Regions from separate parts of the Homo sapiens genome. Here region 2 is linked to region 1. Evidence: read pairs that join two places in POLR2A ChIA-PET (ENCODE). Cell type or tissue: OCI-LY7. All regions are shown on one strand.

What was found. Peaks named below come from ENCODE experiments on the same cell type or tissue, not always from the same donor. Only the 100,000 strongest peaks of a DNase experiment are listed, where the experiment ranks them.
Region 2: POLR2A ChIA-PET joins it to region 1 with 11 read pairs; 2 of 35 experiments call an interaction of 5 or more read pairs at or near these places.

What each region holds. Positions count from the first base shown.
Region 1 is chr1:226,748,447-226,756,446 of GRCh38, reverse strand. No RefSeq gene overlaps it. Among named protein-coding and RNA genes, the nearest start is that of ITPKB, 13 kb to the right of the region's middle. RefSeq lists an enhancer at 1,648-2,147. In OCI-LY7, no CTCF peak of the experiment used is centred here; DNase peaks (open chromatin) are centred at 4,736 and 6,776.
Region 2 is chr1:226,454,138-226,462,137 of GRCh38, reverse strand. No RefSeq gene overlaps it. Among named protein-coding and RNA genes, the nearest start is that of PARP1, 50 kb to the right of the region's middle. RefSeq lists a silencer at 6,874-7,081. In OCI-LY7, CTCF peaks have their summits at 4,318 and 4,525 (motif pointing left); a DNase peak (open chromatin) is centred at 7,807.

The DNA.
Region 1 (8,000 bases):
TATTCAGTAAACCAGCTGGGCGTGGTGGCTCACGCCTGTAATCCCACCACTTTGGGAGGCCGAGGCAGGGGGATCACGAGGTCAGGAGATTGAGACCATCCTGGCTAACACGGTGAAACCTGGTCTCTACTAAAAATCCAAAAACAAAATTAGCCAGGCATGGTGGCGGGAGCTTGTAGTCCCTGCTACTCGGGAGGCTGAGGTGGAGAATGGCGTGAACCCGGGAAGCAGAACTTGCAGTGAGCCACGATCTCGCCACTGAACTCCAGCCTGGGTGACAGAGCGAGACTCCATCTCAAAAAAAAAAAAAAAAAAAAAAATTTTCAGTAAACCATGTTGTAGACAAATGTGCTGACATCCGGACTTGGTTGTTTCATTGGCAGAGCACAGGCAGTAGATTTAGCATAGTTCTTAAGGGCCCTGGGACTTTTGGAATGGTAAATGAGCACTGGCTTCAACTTAAAGTCACCAGCTGCATTAGCTCCTGCCAAGAGAGTCAGCCTCTCCTTTGAAGCCTTGAAGCCAGGCATTGACTTTGCACCTCTAGCTATGAAAGTCTACTTATTAATTTCTTTCAATAGAGGCTGTTTCATCTACATTGAAAACCTGTTGTTTAGTGTATCCACCTTCATCACTTAGCTGGATCTTCTGGATAACTTGCTGCTGCTTTTTCATCAGCACTTGCTGCTTCTCCTTGCACTTTTATGTTAGGAAGGTGCCTTCTTTCCTTAAAACTCATGAACCAACCTCTTTTAGTGTCTAACTTTTCTTCTGCAGCTTCCTCATCTCTCTCAGGATTCACAGAATTAAAGAGAGTTAGGGGCTTGCTCTGGATTAGGCTTTGGCTTACAAGGATGTTGTGGCTGGTTTGATCTTCTATCCCAGCCACTATACTTTTTCTGTGTCATCAGTAAGACTATTTTGCTTTCTTGTTATTTGTGTGTTCACTCAAGTAGCATTTTAAATTTTCATCAAGAACTTTTCCTGCATAGTCACAATTTGGCTAACCGTTTGGCACAAGAGGCCTAGCTTTTGGCCCATCTCATCTTTTTACCTGCCTTCCTCACTAAGCTTAATCATTTCTAGCTTTTGAGTTAAAGTGAGGGATGTGTGACTCTTCCTTTCACTTGAACACTTAGAGGCCATTGTAGGGTTGTTAATAGGCCTGATTTCAATATTATTGTTTCTCAGGGACTAGAGAGGCCCAAGGAGAGGGAGAGAGATGGGGTATACTGGTTGGTGGAACAGTCAGGACACACGGCACTTATGGATTAAATTTGCTGACTTTTATGGGTGCCGTTCGTGGCACCCCCAAAACAATTACAGTAGGAACATCCAAGATCACTGATCACAGATCACCATCACAGATATAATATTAATGAAAAAGTTTGAAATATTGCAAGAATTATCAAAATGGGACACAGAGACACCAAGTGAGCACATGCTGTTGGAAAAATTGCAAAGATAGACTTGCTCGGCTGGGCGTGGTGGCTCCCGCCCTAACTCTTTTTAATTCTGTGAACGCTGAGAGAGATAAGGAAGCTGCAGAAGAAAAGTCAGACACTAAAAGAGGTTGGTTCGTGAGGTTTAAGAAAGGAAGCCACCTTCCTAACATAAAAGTGCAAGGAGAAGCAGCAAGTGCTAATGAAAAAGCAGCAGGAAGTTATCCAGAAGATCCAGCTGAGATAAGTGATGAAGGTGGATACACTAAACAACAGGTAGCTCACGCCTGTAATCCCAGCATTATGGGAGCCCGAGGTGGGCAGATCACCTGAGGTCAGGAGTTCAAGACCAGCCTGGCTAACATGGTGAAACCCCATCTCTACTAAAAATACAAAAATAAGCCGGGCATGGTGGTATGTGCCTGTAATCCCACTTACTCAGGAGGCTGAGGCAGGAGAATCGCTTGAACCTGGGAGGCGGAGGTTGCAATGAGCCGAGATCACGCCATTGCACTCCAGCCTGGGCAACAGAGTGAGACTCCATCTCAAAAAAAAAAAAAAGACTCGCTTGAAGCAGCGTTGTCACAAACCTTCAATTTGTCAAAAACAATATCTGTGAAGTAGAATAAAAGTAGGTATTCTTGTATATGCATGCACGCATGCATGTGTGTGTATGAGAGAGAGAGAGAGAGAACGAGACAGAGCGAGAGACAGAGAGAGCACAAGAGTATAAAACATCCGATGCATCAAACCTGGTGACTACCTTCAAATGCATCCAGAGCCTGCCTCCTTCTCAGCACCTCTGCTCTCCCGCCTGGCCTCACCCCTGCTCCTCCAGTCTGGCCTCCCACAGGAGCCCCCTGAATGCTTTTCCTGCCTGCTCTCTTGCCCCTCCACCCTCTGTTCTCCACCAGCAGCCAGAGGGCTTTTTCTAAAATGTGGGTCAGGTCATCTTACTTCCGTGTTCAAAACTTTCCAAAAGTGTCTCTTCTTGCCCTGGGAAAAGCCCTGACTATCTCCCTGACCTTATTCTCTCCAATGCTCCCTTCTCTCACTCTGCCTCAGCCACAATGGCTGTTTGCTTCCTTGACCCTGCAAGTGTGCTCCTGCCTCAGGGCCTCTACTCTGGCTGTCCCCTCTGTGGGTAACACTCTTCCCTGGTGGCTGAATGACGTCCTCCCTCCTTCCATCCTTCAGATCTCTGCTCAGACATCATCTTAGGCAGAAAGTCTTCCCTGACCACCTCTACAAAATAACTTAGCACTCCCAAGGCCCTCTTACCCTGCCTGTATTGTTCTCCATGTTCTCCACGGCTCTTATCAACATCACACACACCAGACACACACACACGCACACACACACATATACAGGCTTGTTACTCCCTATCTGCCATTACTGTGAAGCCTCTCTGAGGTCAGGACTTGTGTGTGACTCCCTGCTCTATCCTCACAGTCTAGAATACTGCCTGACATATAACTGCTCAGTAACATTTTTTGAATGAATTTGTCTTCTTCCCTTTTTACCTTTAATCACTTTTTTTTTTTTTTTGAGACAGAGTCTCACTCTGTCACCCTGGCTGGAGTGCACTGGCACAGTCTCAGCTCATTGCAAAACCTCCACCTCTTGGGTTCAAGTGATTCTCCTGCCTCAGCCCCCCAAGTAGCTGGGACTGCAGGTGGCCGCCACGACGCCAGGCTAATTTTTGTATTTTTAGTAGAGACGGGGTTTTGCAATGTTGGCCAGGCTGCTCTTGAACTCCTGACCTCAGGTGATCCGCCCACCTCAGCCTCCCGAAGTGCTGGGATTACAAACATGAGCCACCATGCCCGGTTTTTAATCACTTTTTAATTATTTAAAGAAAAAGATGGCTGGGCACGGTGGCTAACACCTGTAATTCCAGCACTTTGGTAGGCTGAGGCGGGCAGATCACTTGAGGTCAGGAGTTTGAGGCCAGCTCTGCCAACATGGCAAAACCCTGTCTCTATTAAACATACAAAAATTAGCCAGGCATGGTGGCGCATACTTGTAATCCCAGCTACTCGGTAGGCTGACGTAGGAGAATCGCTTGAACCTGGGAGGCGGAGGTTGCAGTGAGCCAAGATTGTGACACTGTACTCCAGCCTGGGCAACAGAACGAGACTCCATCTCAAAAAAAAAAAAAAAGAAAAGAAAAAGAAAGAAAGAAAAAAGAAGAAAAAGATGCTGTGAGAACTCACTTGCTCACTTGCCTGGAAGTCAGCCCTGGGGCTCCAGTGGACCCTCTGGGCTCTTTAGTTGAGCAGCCTCCAAGCCTGAGATGCCTGCTTCCCCAGCCTCCGGGGGTGGGTATGGATACACACCTCAGCTCAGCCAATCAGACACACCCACTGGACATTGACACAGAGAAGCAGGTCCATGGAGAAGCCATCTTTGTGGTAATGGTGCCAGCAGCATGGCCACGTCCAGGTTCCAGGAGTATCAGTGCTGCAGCAGGAGCTGTGTTGACAACACCTTATGTGGCACTGGACAAACCCTCAGGAGTGATTTGACCTGGGGAGCCTCCCCCATTCCTGCCCCATCTCCTAAGCTTGATTTTCTGGTATTCTTGATGATTTTATGAGCTCCCCATATCTTTATTATAACTTTATCTTGTGCTTATAGAAGCAATACACAGTTTCTGTTGCTTGCCATTGAGCACCCTGACCACTGTCGGGCCGTGCTCTGTGATGCTTTATGGCAATAAGCACAGCAGGGTGGGGGCATGCAGGAACCACTGGAAAAGCGGTGGCCTCATAGATGACTTCCTAACCTCCTACAACCTATTATACCTTACCTTAATGTGAGCAAGTTGGCATTCTTTGCATCTCATAATTTGAAGTCATTCATCTTTGTGCTTTTCACCGTGTCTGCTCTCTTTGGAGAAGATGTCTATTTTTGAAGCTGCTGGGCATTTGGGAATCCTGCACACAATGTGAGTTGGTTGGGTTGGCATTGTCACCAATGACGATGTGAGTCGGGTTGGCATTGTCAGCACTTGGAGACACAGTTTAGATGGGAAGCTTTCAACCTCAGCATTCATGCCTCAGGGTTCCTTTGGGAGCTACTCTTCTAGCTGCATTTCCAGGAATTTTAATAGAAATTATGTAACAACAAGCACGGAGGCTGTACTCAGGAGAACAAGTGAAGGAAGAGCATCTCAGCCTATTCCCAGCTTCTCAGCTCCAACTTAGCAGGGAGCACATGGCCTCTAGGACAGAAAAACAAAGCCTCAGCCCAAGATGAGCTCCTCCCCTCACCCCTGCTTCTGTTTAAAACACCTGTTTTAACACCTGTTTAAATCGGGTGTTTTAGTTTAGCACAGAGATGGGCACATAATAAATACCTTTAAAAGCAGTCTAGGCTGGGCACAGTGGCTCATGCCTGTAATACCAGCATTTTGGGAGGCTGAAGTGGGAGTATCACTTGAGTCCAGGAGTTTGAGACCAGCCTGGGCAACATAGGGAGACTCCATCTCTACAAAAAAGTGAAAAAATTATCTGGACATGGTGGTGCATGCCTGTAGTCCCAGCTACTCAGGAGGCTGAGGCGGCAGAATCACTGGAGCCCAGGAGTTCAAGTCTATAGTGAGGCATGATCACACTACTGTACTCCAGACTGGGCCACAGAGCAAGATCCTTTTTTTTTTTTTTTTTTTAAAAAAAAAGCAATCGAGTGCTAAACCATTGGCTGGATGATGGGGGAGAGCTCAGAAGGGGAGGAAACACTCCATTTCAGGGCCCTAGAGAGCTGCTAGAGATGGATGATGTAGCCCTGGAACCCCAGTCCCGGCGGGTCAGCAAGTGTTTATCAGGTGGTCACCAAATCAAAGGAGGGTCCACAACATGGAGATGCAAGGTCCTCTTGCTTTTACCACTGAGCGGGCCTTGATGTGGGATGTGTCTGTGACAGTCTTGGCTGCCCTCTAAGGAGAAGCCTGAGGACCAGGCTCTTCCACAGCCGGTTTTGCCTGTAACTTCGATCCAGGTCCTTCTGCACTCGTGAGTCTTGCTTAGGATGTGGCCTAAGTTACTGGCTAAGTTCCAATGTGGCAGGGCCCATGCTAGGGTCTTTCATATACACCATGTCATTTAATCTTTCAAGATCCCTATAGGGTAAGCAGCAATATCCCCATCTTGCGGAGTAGGAAATTGATGTGAAGAGAGGCTACCTAACTTCCAAGTTCACACAGCTCTAAGTGGCTGAACTGGGATTTAAACTCATGTCCAGGCCAGGTGTAGTGGCTCACACTTGTAATCCCAGCACTCTGGGAGACCGAGGCAGGTGGATCACCTGAGGTCAGGAGTTCAAGACCAGCCTGGCCCACATGGTGAAACCCCATCTCTACCAAAAATACAAAAATTATCCAGGCGTGGTGGCAGGTGCCTGTAGTCCCGGCTACTTGGGAGCCTAAGGCAGGAGAATCACTTGAACCCGGGAGGCGTAAGTTGCAGTGAGCTAAGATTGCGCCACTGCACTCCAGCCTGGGCATTGCAGCGAGACTGTCTCAAAAACAAAAATGAAAACAAACAAAAGACTAACTAAATAAACCTTTGTCCACCATGGACTTCTTAACCAAAGGACCCAATGGATAATAAGAATTAACTGATGAGGCCGGGCACGGTGGCTCACGCCTGTAATCCCAACATTTTGGGAGGCTGAGGAGGGCAGATGACGAGGTCAGGAGATTGAGACCATCCTGGCCAACATGGTGAAACCCCATCTCTAATAAAAATACAAAGAATTAGCCAGGTGTGGTGACACACACCTGTAGTCCCAGCTACGAGGGACCCTGAGGCAGGGGAATCGCTTGAACCCGGGAGGCGGAGGTTGCAGTGAGCCGATATGGCGCCACTGCACTCCAGCCTGGCGACAGAGCAAGACTCCATCTCAAAATAAATAAATAAATAATTAATTAATTAACTGATGAATAGGGAAATTTCAGGTCTTCAACATCTTATTCCAGGACCACAGTAGTGGCATTCTAATTGAGCCCCTTGAGGAAGTATTCCCTTAATCACAGATCAGTCCAGATAACCTCTCTTTGACTGTATAGCCCCTGGAGAATACAGCTACCTTATTTTTGTCTTATTATTCTGAGAGAGTTCAAGACCAGTCTCTATCCTTAGAGACAGACTCTAAGATGGGTTGAAGTATTTCTGCCTGCAGGCATCCACGGCCCCGTGTGTGAGTGGGCTCGGCGATTTGCTTCTAAGCAGCGCAGGTGATAGGATTATAATCTTCTAAGCAATGGAGGTGATTATGTCACATAAGATTGCAACTTCCGTCTTGTCAGCAGACACTCTTTGTTGCCTTCTAAGCTTTCACGCTTCGATGAAGCAAGTAGCCATGTTGAGGAGGTTCACGTGGCAAAAAAGCGAGAGAAGCTTCTGGCCAAAGCCAGCAAGTTGCTGAATCTCACCAACAACACTGTGATCTTGGAAGCAGATTCTTCCCCAATTGAGGATCAGATAAAGCCCAGTCCTGGCCAACACCTTAAGTGTAGTCTGAAGCCGTGGACTGAGCTAAACCACACTGCATATTACAGAAACTGTGAGATAATAAATACATGTTGTTTCAAGCTGCTAAGTTTCTGGTAATTTGGGATAGCAACAGGTAATTAATATGCTCCCTCCGCAGTAGCGAGCTCCTGAAAGGTAGGGCTGTGTTGCAGTGTTTTACCCATCTCTGAGGGCCCGGTGCCCTGGAGCTCTGTAATAGAGACCACTGAGCCTGGTCTCTATTTCCCCTACAATATATCCTCTGTATTGCCTCAGAGATATCTTTTTAAAATGCTAATTTAATTGTGTCACTCTGCCTAAAACTCCTCAGTGGCTGCCTATCATTTTTAATGAAAATCCAAGCTAATTAGCATAGTAATTAAGGAACTTCACCACATGTCCCCAAACTGTTATTCCAGGCTCTTCTCCCCCCCCATTGCCCCCCACTCACCACCACCATATACTCTGGCCACATGGACTCAACACTCCTCAAACCTGCTCTTCCATGGGTCAAGGGACTTGTGATTGCTGTGCCTCTGCCTAGAAGACTCTCTTCTTTTCCTGGTGAACTCCTACTCATCCTTTACAGTCCACCAAAAGATAACCATTTCCTGAAGCCTTCCCATCTCCTCCCCTAGCCCAAGGCCACCCCTACCACTGTTCTCTCTTGGTCATTTGAGTGCTATTATACCATATATCACATAAAAATAAAAATAATTATAACTATTTTAACACTTGGTTCCCCTTCTAGTCTGTGAGTACTTTAAAGATGAGTACAACTCCTCTTCATATCCTTCTCTTCCCTCTCCCCTTGCCTAGAAAACCCAGTCATAGTTTAAAGAGTAAATGAATGGCGTTAATGATACCCAAAGCTGAAATGAGATGCTCATGGGTTAAACAGCAGTGAGGTAGGCTGCGTTAGTGGGTACCAGCAGAAGTTCTGTAGACACCTGAAGCATGGACTGAGTGTGGTTTGCAACCAGTATAGATATAATCTCTTGTTGCTGGTGCTGTCCCTTTGTTGTAAGGGAAAGGAGAAATG
Region 2 (8,000 bases), 290 kb after region 1:
ACCTTCTTCTCTGCGTGTGGCCAAATCTCCCTCTGCCTCCCTCTTATGAAGATTCATGTGATTGCGTGAAGGCTTACCCAAATAATCCAGGATAATCGCCCCATCTTGACATCTTTAACTTAATCACATTTGCAAAGATCCTTTTTCCAAATAAAGTAAAACTTACAAGTTACAGGTATTAGATCAGATCTGATATCAGATCCTAATCCCTGCAACCTGCACATTTTGGAGGCCATTATTCAGCATACTACACATATGTCTTCCCAAGAATGCTGCAAGATCATTCTGTTATGCACATTTTACAGATACACCAGCTGTGTGGGAGATGATCCACGCTCTAGATGTGTAAGACCGAGTCTATGACCCCTAGAAGCTTGTCAGGTGAGGCAAAAGCCTTTGCAGGAACACCTACCATACACACACACACACACACACACACACACACACACACACACAACTATCAATTGACCTGACGAGATTTGGCCTTACAACCATTTCTAAATTTGGAAAATATTTTTCATTGTACTATTTTTAATTGCACTGCATTTTTTAAGTGCTCAAAACTACTTTTAAATCACCTCTGTTGACTTTATTTGCAAAGTGAAGACATTCTTGTGATGCAAACAACTGTTCCCTGGTCTATCTGTACCTTAACTCAGATTTTTTTTTAAATATGAGCTTTCTTAAGTCGGGGACTGCACCATAACTTAATATATCAATACCTTATATGTGTTCCACTTTTTGTTTAACACTTCATATTGACCAAAGGGCTTCGGTCAGCGTGAGTTCCTATGCTCTACGTGCTCAATCAGGGGAAGGGGAAGTGACTTTCTTTTTTCATCTCCATTTGCCAGATGTGATAAGTGAAACATCAGTAGCTATTCCACTTTATCATGCAGCTCCCAGACAGCTCCAAGGGAGAGTCCTTAGAACATTTCTTCTTGTTCTACCTTCTACCTTCAGGGGATGTAGATCTGGACTTATTAAAACACAGCTAACCCAGGAACTTCTCTGATGTTCACAAGACTCTTTCATGTATTCATTCACTGGGTCAATGGTAGTTGAGAGCCTCCTACGTGCCAGGCACTATGGAGATGCAATGGGGAGCAAACACATATGAAAATAGTTTAGCTTATGGTTGTGTAACATCAACATTACAATCCCAGAGCTGACCTCGTTTAACATGAAGTCTACATACCATTGATTTCCCAGGCTCCCATTCACCTCCCTCTCTGAAGTCCAATGATTCAGTAGATCAGCACCCCATCATCCCATAACTGTGGTAAGTGGAGCTCTCATATCCATCACAACCATATACAGAAATTGGTATGTTAATCAAAACAGTCGAAGAGTGAATTCACTAAAAATTATATATGTGTGTGTCATATATATATATCCATTAAACATTTTATTTTTTGCTGGGTGCAGTGGCTCACCCCTGTACTCCCAGCACTTTGGGAGGCCAAGGCAGGAGGATCATGTGAGGTCAGGAGTTCAAGACCAGCTGGCCAATATGGTGAAACCCAGTCTCTACTAAAAATACAAAAAGTAGCCGGGCATGGTGGCGTGTGCCTGTAATCCCAGCTACTCAAGAGGCTGAGGCAGGAGAATCGCTTGAACCCGGGAGGTTGAGGTTGCAGTGAGGTGAGATTTGCACCATGCACTCTAGCCTGGGTGACAGCAAGACTCTGTCTCAAAAAAAAATTATTTTTTGTGTAAATATTCCTGCAATCTTTCAGAGTGGAGTTAAAGGTATCTTCCTTGCTCATAGATCTGCGGCGTGGAGTTACGAGTCCTCTTTCTCATGGGTAGCAGACCTACTATTTATCCCTGAGGATTTCCAGTCTCTGCTTCTTTAAAGTAAAGGGAGATGGTGAAACCCAGGGCTAACCTGGTTGGGTCTGCAGAACTTAAAAACTTGCCTCCTTTGTTTTTAGTCACTTGCTTTTAGTTGATTTTAAAACCCATATAACTAAAAGTCATGTAGCTAAACAATATATATCTAAACCCCCACTAGCTTCCTTATAGATAACCTCTCTGACATATGTGTCGCCACAGTAATTAAGTTGTTTTTCAGAAACCTGGGGTCAGCTCTTGTCCAGTTCGAACCAGCTAAGACCACTGACCCTTCAGCTGGGCCTGTGTGAGTCGCCGGTGGGTGACCTTTTAACACCAGAAGACCAAAAACCCTCCCTCCGATCATGTTAATCATGCCATTTGTGAACACGCAACCTATGAAGAGCCACAAAGCCCACTAAGCTTGCGAAGATCACCGATTACCTCACTTTGCCTTACCCCCATCACCATTTCTGATGCCTCAGAGGGCCTAGGTGCTCCATCCCATAAATATCTCTAAAACCCCATCTTTGGAGAGGTGGATTTGAGACCTGTTCTCCCACCTCCTTGCTTGGACGCTGTATTAGTCAGGGTTCTCCAGAGGGACAGAGCTAACAGGATAGATGTATATATGAAGGGGAGTTTATCAAGGAGATTGACTCACACAATCACAAGTTGAATTCCCACAGCAAGCCATCTGCAAGCTGAGGAGCAAGAAAGCCAGCAGTGGCTCAGCCCAAGTTCCAAAGCCTCAAAAGTAGGGAAGGCTTCAGTCTATAGCCGAAGGCCCAAGAGCCCTTGGAAAACCACTGGTGTAAGTCCAAGAGTCCAAAGGTCAAAGAACCTGGAGTCTGATGTTCAAGGGCAGGAAGCATCCAGCACAGGAGAAAGATGAAGGCCAGGAGACTCAGCAAGCCAGCTCATCTCACCTTCTTCTTCCTGCTTTTTCTAGCTGGGCTGGCAGCCAATTAGATGGTGCCCATCCACGTTGAGGATGGGTCTTTTTCTGCCAGTCCACGAACTCAAATGTTAATCTCCTCTGGTAACACCCAGAAACACCCAGATACACCCAGAAACAATACTTTGCAACCTTCAATCCAATCAAGTTGACACTTAATATTAGCCATCACAGATGCCTTGTGAATAAACCCTTTCTCTGCTGCAAAACTCACAGTCTCAGTGATTGGCACACTGAGCAATGAGCAGAATAAGCCCTTTTCGCTATCAATGGTGAAGACACTTATGAGGCAATCCCAGTTCAGAAGCCTAGTTTTTTAGTATCTTTTCCCCAATCTTTTCGATTCTCTCATCCACATCTAATTTGTGTGTGTGTGATTTGACTTGCCTTTATTAAATCCTCTGAAAGCTTTTAGGTTAGTTTTCCAAGAAAATTTTTTGCACTCACGTTATACATATTAATTCAATTAAATTATGTAAGTGTAGTAACAAGTCCAACTGGCATAATCAGGTTTGGGAACAATGAATTCTTGGTAAGAAATAATTCATATCAACTATGGAAGCAAAAGCATGCCAGGTGCCCGTAGGCTGTGGGCAGTTATCTTTTACAGAGGGCCTGAGAGTGAAGGTCAGTTAGGTGACTGTGCTAAGCAGAGGTTGAGTAAAAGGGCCTCCACCAAACATTTGCCTTCAACATGTTAAACAAAAACTCCTATCAGCCAGCCATGGTGGCACCGCCTATAGTCCCAGCTGCTCTGGAGGCTGAGATGGGAAAATCACTTGAGCCCAGCAGTTTGAGGCTGCAGTGAGCTACGATTGTACCACTGCACTCCAGCCTGGAAGACAGAGCAAGACGCTGTCTCTAGAAGTAAATTTAAAAATTAAAAATTAAAAAACTCCCAAGAGGACATCAGTTTTTACCAAGCTCCTGCACTTTGCCCCAACAGACCAGACTAAAAATCAAAATAGAGTCACCTATGCTAAAGTTCCATGTCACCAAACCTAAACTAAGTTGTCATCTAACCTTTCAAGAAACGAGGCGAGAGAGAGAACAGCCAATTTCCCAAGCAGGCCAGTTTCAATCTTCAGTGGGCAAAACGAAGTTCCCTCTGCGCTAGTCCTTAACCTGCTATTAACCAGACAGTTCTTTCTCTATTGTTCTGTCTGGCTCTGCCCCTTACAAGGAAAATAACCTTTAAACAGCCAATCCACTTTTTGTTATCTGTTTCTGCTTCCTTCAGTCCTTCTTCTGTCCATAAAAACCAACCCCCTCTGTTCAACTCATTGGGGCATTTATTCTATTTTATGGATTCTACAATCGCAAATAAAGCCAGCTGAGATCTTTAAACTAACTTTGCTGTAATGTTGCCTTTTGACAAAAGCACACCTGAAGCAGTTGTTGGGCCCAGCCAGCAGCTGGTGAACCAGCACCTGGGACTGTTTATGTGGCTGAGGGTTGTTGACTGCAGAGGATAAGGTCAGGCGGCCAGAGCCATGGGGGGAAAGTGAGGCAGGCTCCATTCTACGGCTGCCACTCAAGCTTCTGGAAGCCCATTGGCAGCTCCTGAGATGATCAAAACCAAATGGCTGAGGGCTTTTTATCTTTGCAAATGTACCTTACCACGGAAGAAAAAGTCACTGACTCCCCGTTACTCAGCGAAAGAATATGCCCTGCTCAACTTCCTGTGTTAGACGGAGGGAAAAAAGAGCCCTCTTCCATGGCAGCCCTGGCAGCGCCCCCTACAGACCTTACATTAAAGCTCTTCTTGGTTAGTTACACCCACCGAGACCAGAGCTGTGGCTCCCTGCCCATCAGGCTGGGTGGCACGTGCAAAGAGCCTTCTACCAGAAGACCTGGACTGAACGGCCAGCCCCATCCCCTTTGAGCCAGGGGAACTGAGCTGGTCTCTTCGCTCTGCGAACTAGTTGTCTTGTTTACATGGGAGGAGTCATCCTTTACCCAGGGAGTCGTTGGGCGATCACGTGCATCTCAAACAGTAGTAAGCATCCGCCCTGGGCTGAGGTTAGCGGGGGTATCTTCCTGTCTCAAACTAAAGGATCAGCAGGAACCTCAGTTTTACTCCAAGGAAAACAATTTAGCACATTATTATTATATTTATGCCAACACAGGTTCAGCATGGAGTAGAACAAGAAATCCCCACAAGTATTTAAGACAACAGCAGACTTTAGAGAGATTTGAAACCTGCACACAAGCTGCACTGGGCGATACCACCTCAGAGAAAAATCACCATCCTCTGCCATCCTGTGCCTGGGCTACTAGGGACTGCTCCTGGGGAATGGCTGAGAAAAACAGAACTATGTTAAAACACTCTGTAGACTGTGGAGTGCTAGACAAATAGAGGAGATTATTTTTATTTATATTCGCATCAGTGTTAGCCTTGGGTTCCCAACTAGATGGGAAATTCTTGAGAACAGAAACAATGTCTTGGCGAGGTGTGGTGGCTCATGCCTGTAATCCCAGCATTTTGGGAGGCTGAGGCAGGACGTTTACTTGAGCCTAGGAGTTTGAGACTAGCCTGGACAACACAATGAGACCCCATCTCTTAAAAAAAAATTAATTAGCCGGTTGTGATGGTGTGCACCTGTGGTCCCATGAGCCCAGGAGGTCGAGGCTGCAGTGAGCTGCGAAGCCGTGATTATGCCACTGCACTCCAGCCTGGGTGACAGAGCAAGACCCTGTCTCAAAAAAAAAGAAAAAAAAAAAGAAAGAAAAGAAAAGAAACAATGTCCTTCTAATGTCCTTCTTGCGGCTTGCTTTCTCCGTTTTCTTCCTTCCCAGGCCTGCACTGAGCATACCACAGCTGCTCCATAAATACAGGGGTCCTGAGGACAATGAGGAGACCCTAAGTGTTAAGTCAAAGACATCTGGATTTGAATGAATCTCTCAACTGAAATTGATGCGGGAAATCCTCACAGAGGCCCCCTCCTCTAAGCCCCAGAGAGCCTGTAATTGCCAGCAGAATCTGCCATTCTCTGTGACAGTCCCTGAGGCTAGCAATGAGGTTTCCTGTGCTGCAGAAGGAATCTGAGGAGGTACCCAGAAAGTCTAGACAAGCCCTGGGAGATGGGGACAGAGGGCGAGAGAGAGGCTAAGTCAATCTGCAGAAAGAGAAGGAAAAGGTGACCTCCAAAGGTAGGCTTGGCTCTTGGGGTGGAGGCCGTGTGTGCGTGCACGCGCGTATGTGTAGTAGGGGGAGATCCACGGCCCTGCCTGGAGGGGCAGCTGTTGGAGGTGAGGAATGAGGGATGTGTCTCAGCAACAGGTCAGCAGAGGATACGTGTGGCCCTCTTACACTATCCATAGCAGGCGCACAGTTGGTATGTTCAACACCTCCATGAAGACACCGCAGCTGGCCGGGTGCAGTGGTTCACACATGTAATCCCAGCACTTTGGGAGGCCAAGGCAGGTGGATCACCTGAAGTCAGGAGTTGAAGACCAGCCTGGTCAACATGGTGAAACCCTGTGTCTACTAAAAATACAAAAATTGGTCGGGCATGGTGGCATGTGCCTGTAGTCCCAGCTACTTGGGAGACTGAGGCAGGAGAATCGCTTGAACCCGGAAGCAGAGGTTTCAGTGAGCCAAGATTGCACCACTAAACTCCAGCCTGGGCAACAGAATGAGACTCTGTCTAAAAAAATTAAATAAATAAATAAATATTTTAAAAAGAAGAATACAAAAGAGAAAAGAAAAAACGGGGAGTAAAAGGTGGCTGGGCCAGAGGAGGGTAGCAGTTTTGGGGTGAACGTGGAGTTCCAGAGAGTATCAGGGGACTGGAATTAGAGGGTGAAACGGGAGTGACTAGAGATACAGCTGGGAATTAGAAATTGGATCCTCCTAAACGTTCTTCAGAAGATTCAAGGCTGAAAATTACTCTTCAATTATTTACTCTGTTTCTGTAAGTGCATCTTCAGATGCGACCCAGCTCCAAGTCAGAACTGTGGGGGTCGAGGATTCTACAAGGTTGCCTTGGGTGAGTGGCTTTTATTTGTATTGATTAATTATATCTGCCACTTTGCAAAAAAGTGACTTGAGGTGAGGCAAGAACATTTAATCTCTCTGAATCTCATTTTCTTCCTCTGACAAATTGGGCTCCTGACACCAGGTGAGAGGTGTCCAGGTATCCTGGTAACCAGGTCTGAGGCTGTGGAAATTAAATAAGAACACGTGTGAAGCGCCAGCACAGTGCCTGGGACCCAGTAAACCTCCGGAACTGCTGGCCCTTCCCCAAAACAACTTGCCATTGTTCCCAGCACAAAGAAATGATAAAGGCTTGAGATGATGTATATGCTAATTACCCTGATTTGATCATTACACATTGTGTACATGTATCAAAATATCACACTGTACCTCATCAATATGTACAATTATTATGTATCAATTAAAATAATAATAAAAGAAAGAAAAAATTGGAAACAACCCAAATGTTCTTCAATTGCTGAATAGATCAACTGTGGGTTTAAAAAAATCCCAAAACTTGGTCATCTAGTGGAATCCTGTGACTGTTTAAAATGCAATAATAGGGTAGAGGTTCCCTGAAAGCAGAAGCCCTCTATAAGTACAAGTTGTTATTGCTGTCTTTATTATTATCTTAAAGTGCTTTGCAGCCATGGAAGTTGACAAAGGAAATGTAATAACAGCTTCTCCAAGAACTTCAAGTATTCTTATGCATTATCCAAATCTCTCTAACGTCTGGGGAAAAGGGTTGGAGAGGAAAGGGAGGGAGTTTTAGTCTTTATCCCTTAAAGATGCTGTCAAGGGAAGGAATGACTCACTATGTCTACTTCTACCTGAAACACTCAGGCTCATGATAGAAAGGCCAGGCTCATGATAGAAAGGCCAGCCCCAGTCTGGCTCAGAAGTGATGGGACTGCGGCTTCAGCCCACCTATTTGGACTCCTAAGTAAGAGTTTTTTGCACCATTCAGCACAGCCTAACAAGCAGGGCACAGAGCTGTATAGACCAGGCTGTAACCATAAATAGCCACACACACGTGTGCAGCACACACACACACACACACGAGCCTTATTGTCCATTTGGCCTGGGGCCTCCCCTGCCACGGCTGCTCTGCCAAATGGGGAACCAGAACAGAACACGAATGGGCCTTTATTAACCCAACAATGAAATTTTCCGAGAAAACATCCCAGCCCAGCCGATGGCCCAGTTGTAGCTGACCAGTGACAGGAG